Linked DNA regions of Homo sapiens: region 2 is linked to region 1. Evidence: chromatin loops called from intact Hi-C (ENCODE). Cell type or tissue: Caco-2. All regions are shown on one strand. Links, peaks and the distances in the headings refer to the core of each region. The heading gives the core; the rest is flanking DNA. Region 1 overlaps ZBTB16 (zinc finger and BTB domain containing 16). Region 2 overlaps ZBTB16 (zinc finger and BTB domain containing 16).

The links. Peaks named below come from ENCODE experiments on the same cell type or tissue, not always from the same donor. Only the 100,000 strongest peaks of a DNase experiment are listed, where the experiment ranks them.
Region 2: it touches region 1 in a loop (2.1-fold over the local background); 1 of 110 quality-filtered maps calls a loop at or near these places.

The regions. Positions count from the first base shown.
Region 1 is chr11:114,113,619-114,118,931 of GRCh38, reverse strand. The region is part of intron 2 of ZBTB16 (zinc finger and BTB domain containing 16); the gene reads right to left. Among named protein-coding and RNA genes, the nearest start is that of ZBTB16, 57 kb to the right of the region's middle. In Caco-2, for the core only: no CTCF peak of the experiment used is centred there; DNase peaks (open chromatin) are centred at 1,789, 2,406 and 3,431.
Region 2 is chr11:114,207,810-114,213,180 of GRCh38, reverse strand. The region is part of intron 4 of ZBTB16 (zinc finger and BTB domain containing 16); the gene reads right to left. Among named protein-coding and RNA genes, the nearest start is that of NNMT, 86 kb to the left of the region's middle. RefSeq lists enhancers at 1-164, 165-665. In Caco-2, for the core only: no CTCF peak of the experiment used is centred there; DNase peaks (open chromatin) are centred at 1,260, 3,070 and 3,628; H3K4me3 peaks cover 266 bases.

The sequences.
Region 1 (5,313 bases), core at 314-5,313:
CAAGTCACTGTCTGAGCCATCTGTGCATCCTCCATTCCTCACTGTTGTAATCTAGAGCTTGTTACTTTCAGACAGGGAAAACCATGAAAGCCAGAACACTCTGTCTCATCACAGAGACGCAACCCTCCTTTTATTAAAAACATTTGTCTCTTCATAACCCCTCACTCAACACAAATTATCTTTTACCTGTTCTCCTAGGGGTGAGAGTAGAAATGCAATATGAAGCAGAAAGCCCTGGTTCCAGTCACTTCATCTCCCCAGGCCTAAGTGTCCTCAGGAAAGATAACAAATTGTGTGATCCCCAAGTGCTAAGATTCCATAATAGATATTTGAGAATTACTCATGATGACTGATAGATAGGTAAATAAATTAAATAAATCCTTTCCAAGACTGCCCAACAAATAAATAGATAAACAGATAAATAAATAAACAAATCCTTCCCAAAACTCTAGCCTGGGCCAGGCACGGTGGCTCACACCTGTAATCCCAGAACTTTGGGAGGTGAGGCAAGCAGATCACTTGAGGCCAGGAGTTTGAGACCAGTCTGGCCAACATGGTAAAACCCTGTCTCTACTAAAAATACAAAAATTTGCTGGGTGTGGTGTCAGGTGCCTATAGTCCCAGCTACTTGGGAGGCTGAGGCAGGAGAATAACTTGAACCCAGGAGGTGGAGGTTGCGGTGAGCCAGGATCGCACCACTGCACTCCAGCCTGGGCAACAGAGCGAGCCTCTGTCTCAACAACAGCAACAAAAATCAAAAACACCTCTAATCTGTTTTCTCTAGACCCTGTGGATTTTAGAAAGTAATCAAATATGCAGTTAGATTCAAAACACTCATTTCAGACACACACACCTGGGGTCCTGTGATTAAGTCAGTTGTGCCTCTACACCCAAGGATTAAAATTTCACAGAGTCATGATTTCGTCAGTCAGTAACTACAAAGGATTAATTAGGAGCAAGGGAAGAGTTTATAGCTCACGAACCCAGACCTAAGGAAAATATCTATCTCTGCTCTCCAGATGTCAGCACACACATGAATGAAGGTCTTTGATGAAAACACTTTACATTATTCAAGGGACTCCAAAAATACTGTTTTCTGCCAGGAAATTAAGATACTTCTCATTCTTGTTCATGCTAAAATATCATCAGAACTCAATGAATGCAAATGAATTAGTATACTGACAACTTCTGCTTATCAAAATATCTTTCCTTCAAGACCCACTGCAAATATTGCAGACTACCTCTATATAGTTTTTCCAAGACCTCCTCAAACTCCATGTCCAAAAGAGAGACTTTGGTTTTCCACCCAGAACTCCTTCTCTATTCCCACCATCCACCAGTTATCCAAGCCAAAACCTCAGGAGTCTCAACCAACTCCTTCCTCAAACTTCACCCCCAATCAACATGACCTGTTCATTTCCCCCTACAATGTGCCCTTCCCTCTCCACCTCCTTTGCTACTTCCCTACCTCTGCTTGTTCTCTCTCACCTAGACCACTTGACGGGCTCCTAGGTGGTTCCTCTGACTCCCACATATCCATCCCCAATGCTGTGCTCGGGGTGCTCCAAGTCATAATTCCTATTATTTCACTCCCGGGATTAAAACCTTTCAACACCTTCTCCCAAATTACAGAATAAAAGGTCGGCTTCTCTCTCTGCTGCACAAGCAAGACTTCATGATAGGCTCACAACCATACCTCCAGCTACTATCTCTACCAACCTCTTTATACATCTCAAGCTCTGGTGAAACCAAATGGCCTGCAGCTCTCTCTCCCTCCTTCCCCCGGCCTTTGCGTGTGCTGTTACCTCTACCTGGAATGCCTTTCCCTCTGGTCTAACCAGTGATCTTCCTCTCATCTTTTAAGATCTTGCTTACAAGTCACCTTCTCAGCAAAGCCTTATCTATAGCCCCTCCCAAAACCTAGTCAATTGCTGCTTCACCTCCATTTCCTCTACACTTTGTTCTACATTTTATTACCACTTGTATTCTACTATAAAGTGCTGCTATGTCTCAGTGTCTGCCTCCCCTACCAGCTTATTAGATTCTTGGGGACGAGGGTCAAGTTTCTGGACTTCTGTATCTCCATTGTCTGGTATACAGTAGGACTCAATAAACACTCATTGAATAAATAAGTCAGATGTGATCATTCCCCGCTTGGAGCTTTCACTGCATTTACCAATTGTCTTAGGGAACATGTTTTATTCTATCTTTCATTACAGCCATGTGTGTACTAGTTCTAACCCCAAATTAAGAGCTAGGAACGCATTACGCCTCACCATTACTTCTCCAACAGAGCCAAACACATCTAGTAGGTATTCAGTAAATATTTGATGAGTTGAATAAAGTGAGTTCAAAGCTGCTCCCCAGTGGACAGGACCTAGCTTTAAAAAAAGAAGATGACGATGCAATGACGCAATGCTCAATCACCTACTTAGGAGGCCCTGAGAGGTTTTCAAATGCCCAAATATCCATCTTCTGAGCTGAGGGTTACAGAAGGTCAGATTCCAACCTAAGCATGAGGAGAAGTTCAGCAACGCCTAAATTTTAGAAAGTAATCAAATATGCAGTTAGATTCAAAACACTCATTTCAGACACACACACCTGGGGTCCAGTAATAAAGTCAGTTGTGCCTCTATACCCAAGGATTAAAATTTCATAAAGTCATGATTTCATCCGTCAGTAACTACAGGAAGACTGTACCATTTCAGGTCAGTGGCTCCCCAGCTATTAATGTCCCCATCACCCCTCACTTCGCCGAGGCTGTCCATTAAGCATACTTAAACACATGTACCCATATTCTTATTTCTTCTAGAGCTTTCTGCCCCCAATTTCAGCAAACCTTGAAGCTGGGAGTGAAAACCTTGAAGCTTGAAATGAAAATTTTCTTGCAAATAAAAGACAACCTAAACCTATCTATCTGCAGTAATTGCTTCCAGTGGTTTTGATTCCCTGCTTCATGGACAGGGTGGGGAGGGGGTATAGCCAGCTGCCCATGGCTCTGCACGAAAATGTGAAGCCCCGGGCACAGTCCCCTAAAGTTAGCACATGAACGCATGCTCGCTGGGAGCCAGTATGGAGATCCCTACTGCAGGGTAGGGGCAGCGCCTGCCTCTCTGTCCTTCTCCCCTCCCCTCCTCTGGGAAAGACAAATTAGCGGGCCGTCAGCGGAGGACAGCCACAGCAGTTGTGTTTCTGTAAAGGGGCAGTGGAAGTGTCTTTGATTAATGAAACCTTAATACGTGGCTGTTAGACAACCTCTCTTCAGCTGCTCTGAAAGAAGACAGATCCCTTCAGACAGGCTTCAGAAAGACGGGAAGGAAAGCTGGTGTACACCCAGTACCCCACTGGGAGACGTCCTCAGCAAGCAGCCAGAGAAGAGGCACAGCGCGGGAACTTCTGCTCTAGGGGTAGGAATGTGGTGGGACCCATCTCTCTCCTTGGAAGAATGTGGGACTCTCGCCTGCTCACTAAAACCAACACCTGCCGATGTGCTAAGAGTCCTCTTGAAGTCCCAACAATAGACATCAAAGCTGATGTTTGGAAGTTCAGATAACAAGGAAAGGGAGTTTAAAAAAAAAAAAAAAAAAAAAGGAGGAAGGAGGGAGGAAAACAACACCAACAAAAAGTCTGTCTCACCTTTGATCTCTGGAGAGGCAACAGACCAAACACTTTAAACTATGCTGGAGGACATACACCGTCCCTGCTCACCTATAAAAGCAAAGGTTCTTTTCTCTAGAAGGTCTTTCCCAAAGATGGTAGTAAAAGGCTCCAGTGTCTCAGGCGAGGGTAGAGAAATTAAAGAAGTATACAGGTTTGCAGCAATATTCCATCCTTACACAACCCTCTCCTACCTCCCTCTTAACAAAAGAAGAAAGGAAGAAAGAAAATAATGAGTGCCCTGAGATCTTTATTTCTGTGCCCCTGTAGCCCATCAGCATGGAACGACCTGGGCCAGGCACAGTGGCTCACACCTGTAATCCCAGCACTTTGGGAGGCCGAGGCGGGAGGATCACTTGAACTCAGGAGTTCGAGACCAGCCTGGGCAACATGGCGAAACCCTGTCTCTACAAAAAATATACAAAAATTAGCTGGGCATGGTAGTGCACACCTTGCAGTCCCAGCTACTCGGGAGGCTGACATAGGAGGATCGCTTGAGCCTGGCAGGCAGAGGTTGCAGTGAGCCAAGATTGTACCACTGCACTCTAGCCTGGGTGACAGAGCGAGACCCTGCCTCAAAAAAAAAAAAAAAGAAAAAACATATAGCATAGAATGATCTGTAGGACCTCTATGCAAATCAACTCAGAGCTAGAACATTCTAGAGAACATATTTACTTCCATCCTGATTTCCATCCCATATAATGAAAAGTATGTTCTGTTCCTGGAAAGAACTTTTTGATAAGAACTGAAACAAACTCTTTTTACAAACACTATGCCTTCAGTCATCTCCCTGTTCCCTCTATTGAGCTAAGCCTGGAACTCAGCAGCAAAGATAAAGATCAACCAAGTAGGAGAATAACAAGAAACTGTTTAAATATTTCAGATGCTCAAAAGGTCTAACAAATGATAGCAAACTGCTCATATACACTGAAGCCCGGTGGTCCCTCCCCAGTCAGGTTTCCCTCCCATCCCCGTCATCCCAAAGTAACATCGCTTGTAAATTTCCTACCTTTGGACTTCATCCATTATTCTGTCTTTCAACAGACATTCACTGCTCCCCAACATTGTGGCCGACATGGACGAAGTCTCAGGGACATGTTCTCCAGAAATCATTGTCAACTAGAATATCAAGTTATTCTGGACCCCAGTATCTCTACTTATTTCCCGAAAATAAATCATGGAGATAGAAACAGCACTATTTCTACTGAATCACCTGAAGGTTCTAAGACAGCCATGGGATGAGTTTTTATCCCTACCACCCATTACTGCCACTAAGAAATCAGCTTTCTAATAGAAAAGAAGTGGGAGTTTCGCCTTACCATGGATTTAAACTTGGCTAATTTAGCTAATATTGATTGTGCAACTTTGTGTTGACTAATTGAATAAATGAATATAAAAATAAAAGAATGAATTCCAGGTTTCAGTTCAGGACTAACTGGATGATTAGATGACTAACTTATATCTGCCCCAATAACCTCCATAGAATTGATTTTGAAAAAGCCTCCACTAGCTTCATTTAGGAAGAGGAATAGACAGCAGTAGTCAAAGTAGAATAAGGGATTTCAAAGAAAGGTCATTTACAGAATGTCTCTATTTTTTAAGCCCTCTTCCTGAACAAATTTTCTAAATCCCAAACTGGAGAACAGCTTCAGAAGG
Region 2 (5,371 bases), core at 284-5,283, 94 kb before region 1:
GGGTGAGAGTTAAGAGGGACAATGTTTCCCTACAGCAGCCAGGCCATGGTGGAGCAGCACAGTGGACTGAGGTGTCCTGGCCAGTCACAGCTCTGGATGGCCCCCTGTGGGCACACAGGGGGTCGGGGGGATGGGGGAACAGACAGACAAGCTTCCATGGGTGGGCCACTCCTGAGCCACAGAAGGAAGAAACAAAGTCAGCTGTTCAGAAGGATGTCCAGACCATCCAGTGATGAAGGTTGAGGGAGGGGTGCCGGCATTTTCTACCAAGCAGAAAACATAGAGACTTCCTCTGCAGATTTTTAGAAAAGGGACCCACAGCAATTCCTCCGGCACACGTGAGCACGGACTGCCTGCTCCGAGGCAGGCGATGGGGGATGGGGGGATAAGCCAGGTGGTCCCTCAGGGATGCTTCCAGCCCAAGGAATTTAAGGGTGGTTCCCAAGTCTCAAACATCCAGGACTGAACGACAGCAAAGGTATCATTACATTTATCTTCACTTGGCATCCAAAGCAGCTTCGGGAAGCAACCTGGCATGCTCAAAGGAGCACTAGGAAATACAGAGAATCAGAGCCCAGTGCCTGACTCCGCAACTGTGTAGCTGTGTGACTCTATAGCGAAGTCTTTTCACCTGTCAAGGCTCAGTTTCTTCATCTATAACAGGAGAAAATTGGAGCAGAGAATCCCCAAGTCCCTTTCTAAATTTGTGTGGCTATGTTAAAGGAGAAGAATGACCTCTTCCCTTCCTGCTTTCCCAAGCAGGGTCCACACCAGACAGGAGTGGACAAGAACTCCAGGAAACTTTGAAAATGCCTGGGGGAGGGGGAGAGGCACAACAAAGCCCCTTACTTTCTTTCTTTCTTTCTTTCAAAGTCACTCCCAGCTTCTTGGGACACAAAAGTATCTGTTAAGGTAAGTTAAACCTTCTCAAGATGAATTTTCCTGCGACTTTTAATTAAAAGTTCTTTAGAATTTAAAGAACACTATTCAGAAAAGGCTGAAAAAAAAATTTCATTGACACTCCCCCCTCCCCATCCCCCCTTTCCCAAGGAAAAGAAAAAGCTGTTTTGTGCACAGCTCGCCCGGTCCACACTGTACAAAAGGAGGTGGGCTGGCGGCAAGACACATGAGATGACCCTTTGACCCCAGACCGCTGACAAGTCCTCAATGGCATAAATACCAGATAATCAATCACATGCCAGGAGGGCGAGTCCCCCTGCCCTCGCCCCAGCGTTGGGGTTTATGAGAGATACACTGTAAATAGACACTGGCTTCTTAAAAGAGGCCCCCCTCAGCATTCCAGGGGCCGGCCATAATCCCGAACCAGGCCTGGCCAGATCCTTGACCATCTCGTTTTACAGCTTTCATCGCGAGCTTATAAAGCGCTCTGCCCTCCCAATCCCCCACTGCAAGCTGGCCTTCCTGGTATGAAATGAAGTCAAACTCCCCACTGCGAACGCAAACGGGGACTCTGAAAATCACTGCAAAGAAGGTGAGGGCAGAGGACAAGCAGGAAATGGGGCGGGTCGCCAATAACACCCCAATGCGGGGGAGGGGGAAGGGAGCCAACCAGGACCTGGGGAAGTGACGAAGAATCAATAAGGATGATACTGATGACAATGGTAACAACTGTGGTAACAGTAGTTAGCACTGGCTCAACACTTAGTAAGCACCAAACCCCACAGTAAGCACTTCATGTGTATCCTGTTATCTATCCTCAAAAATAACTCTAGGAGGCGGGCACTATTATTGCTATGCCCATTTTACAGATAAGGAAGGTAGGTGGGGGGCTCAGAGTTCAAATAATTTGTCCAAGGCCACAGTGACAGTTAATGACAGGGAAGATGAGATTTAAACCCACAGAAATGGCTCAGGTCTAGATATACCTCCACCCCACACCACCAAGTCTATGGATTTCTGCCTGGAAGGAGAAGAAGGTAGAAATCAATCTGCACTTTTAGGTCACTCACTTGGCTCATGCCTGTAATCCCAGCACTCTGGGAGGCCAAGGAGGGTGGATGAACTGAGGTCAGGAGTTTGAGACCAGCCTGGCCAAAATGGTGAAACCACTGTCTCTACTAAAAATAGAAAAATTAGCTAGGGGTGGTGGTGCACACCTGTAATAATCCCAGCTACTCGGGAGGCTGAGGCAGGAGAATCGCTTGAACCCAGGAGGCGGAGGTTGCAGTGAGCCGAGATCAAGACACTGCACTCCAGCCTGGCGACAGAGTGAGACTCCATCTTTAAAACAAAACAAAAAAAAAATCAACATATCATCTGAATAGTTAAATCTCCAAGACAGCCAGAAACTAGGCTAGTTTCAGAGGAGAAAGAGTTTTTACATCCAACTCACAAATTTTGAACCCCACTGTGGTATAAGATTCTCATCTCTGTCCTTTAACCCACCTTAGACCCCAAGAGCCCTGGCAGTGAACACCAGGCCTGGGATGTCTCTAAGGTAATGATGGCCTTCCAAAATTTTGCTCTTGCTCTGGGAAGTTTACCAAGATTCTAAACTAGCCCCGGCAAACAGGGAAGTGGGGGTGAGGAGAAGAAGACAGACGCTCTTGGTAAATAATTTTGATAATGCTTTTGTTTCAGGGTCAAAGGTTAAATATGGCCACACTAATCCGCTTCTTCCAAAATTAAAGCACAAGGGAGATTTTTCTGTAGCTTAGCAAGAGGGCTTTTTCTCATTGCTGGGGAAATGGTACTGATCCCGCCCACTGAACGGGGATGCTCGGCTGTTGCAGACAGAGATTTGTGCTAATTTGGACAGAACATCCCAGCTCCTGGCTGCAGGGTTAGAGTTATTTATTATTAAGACCAAAGTGAAAGAAATGCAAGGTGATTCTTAAAAATTTTAATAGTCCCTCTGTCCCACCCCACCGGCTTTTGAATAATGCTTCCTGAAATGTCCTAGAAAGGAGAGAGGAGAGTAAATGCTTGGGAACCCGACACTCACAAACTGTGCACGCGCGCGCACGCACACACACACACACACACACACACACACACTAGCTTTGGCTGTAAGAGAAAACATTAATGATCAACCCGCACATTTGCAATGTTTCACAGAGTGCAGAGTACACCTCCTTCATCTGCTCTTCTCAGCAGGCTCACCGGGCAAGTGGCTTTTTGACCCTCTTCTACCAATGAGGAAACCAAGCTTCTGAAAGGACAAGCAACTTGTCTGAAGTCTTGCTCCTAATAAGTAGCAGCACCAGGGCTAGAAATTTCTTTGTTCCTGTGGCTGCATTCCTGAGACTGTAGCAGACATACAGATATCCTTCATGAAGAAATATGGGGTCCCCTCAACAAACATGAGACCCACAGCAGGATGCCAGAAGGAACTCTGATCAGAAATGCCTCTCTCGAACCCATTTTCCTAAAGCTTATCCCTGGGCTGTGGTGTACTCCTGAAGTGGCAAGTGAGAGAGGGGTGAACATGCCTGGGGGCCTGAAATTGAGGATTCTCTATCCTTGCCTCCTGCTCTGACCAACAGTTAATTTTTCTCTTCCTTAACCCTGGTTGGGGGAATAGTCACCACCCTAAGGCAGAGGAGAGCCCCCCAGGGAGGCAGTTGCCTTGCAAGAAATGATTGTCCAAGTGTCAACAACCTGCTGCTTCCCAGAGCCTCAGGGTCAGAGGCCAGGAGGGAGCACAATGGCTTTCTGGAGCTGAAGGGTCTGGGGAGAGGGGCCTCTGGGGATCTCCGGAATGTGAAGGCTCTGAATCCAGGCACCGGGGTCTCCTGTTTTTGCCCTTTTATATCCTTCCTCCCTCCACAAATCCCAGACACCATTAACCTGAAAAACAGTAGATCAAGAAAGGAACGGGATTAGTAACAGCCTACATACACATGCATACACAAAAAAGTTTATTTCACAAGAAATGGCCAGCAAATCCTTCTCCAGCACACAAAATAAGTGCACCCCAAAGCAGCTTTGAGTGTCTCCTCCTCCTGCTTCCAAACCTTCCCTGCCCACTCACCCCACCAGAGTTGGGTTATCCACCTTTTCTGCATCCATGATGCAAGTCGCAAAAAGACCTCCTTTGTCTCTGCCCTCTTCTTATCTGCTGTCTCCTGGGGGCAAGTTATCTTCGGATGCGGGCACCTGCACAAGTGGTTGGTTCTCAAATCCCATTGAATGAATGAGATTTACAAGGGAATTACACAGTTTGGGGAATCTCTTCCTTCTGAAACTTTCTACTCTAGAGGTTATGGATCTGGAATGGTTTGCCTGTGGAATCTGTCTCATTGACCCATTCGGATGACGCCGAATCAAAAACCTTAAGATACCTTTCTTCCTAACTTCTGCCCACCACCTAACACTGAATACTTAATTACTGAATACTTAATCACTGAATGGACCAGTCTGTTTCCCTCATTATTTTCTCTATCATTCCAAACAATAGTGGTTAACTTGCTCTTGTACAGCATTTGTGGTGGTGGTACGTGCAGGGAGAAAGCAAGGTAGGTGCAAGATAAAAGAAGCCAACGGAAGAAAAGGGCCCAGAAAAGCTGGGATGGGAGGCTGTGCAGAGGGCACAGACTGGGGTGCATTGGCATTGCAGGGCACCCTGAAGCCAGAGCCCATGACAGGAAACCACAGCAAGAGGAAACATCACAATGACATCACCTTACATCTGAATCATGCTTTACTGCTTGCAAAGACCCTACCCTGTTCTAAGACCATTTTGGTCCTCACATCCCTTTTTGAGGTATAAAGGGCAGGTATGGTGTCCTAATTTTTCAGACAAGGAATCTGAGACTTGCAAAGGATGAGTGACTCTTCCAAGGTCCTTCACCTGGCAAGTGAAGAGCAAAAATCTGAAGCCAGACAAGAACAGATTCTTCATTCCTGCTTCTAATCAGGAAGCTCCCTTTTCTGTTTTTGATTAATCATGCAATAAGCATTTATTGAATGATTATTTGAACTAACACAGTAGAAAGGCCCAAGTCCCCAAGGTGGTTCAATCTTCACCCTAACTCGTGCAGTGGCAAGATAGCTAAGGGCAAGTGGTGTACATCTATGGTGCTGGAGACCAGAAGGAGGGTCAACTGTGAAAAGGGTGTCATAGAGAAGACAAATGAGCTGAGAAGACTCTATTAATACCAGGCAGGCAAGGCCAGGCGTGGTGGTTCACACCCGTAATCCCAACACTTTGGGAGGCCGAAGTGGGTGGATCACCTGAGGTCAGGAGTTCGGGACAAGCCGGGCCAACAGAGTGAAACTCCATCTCTAATAAAAATACAAAAATTAGCTGGGCATGGTGGCACACGCCTGTAATCCCAGCACTTTGGGAGGCCAAGGCAGGAGGATCACTTGAGGTCAGGAGTTCGAGACCAGCCTGGTCAACATAGTG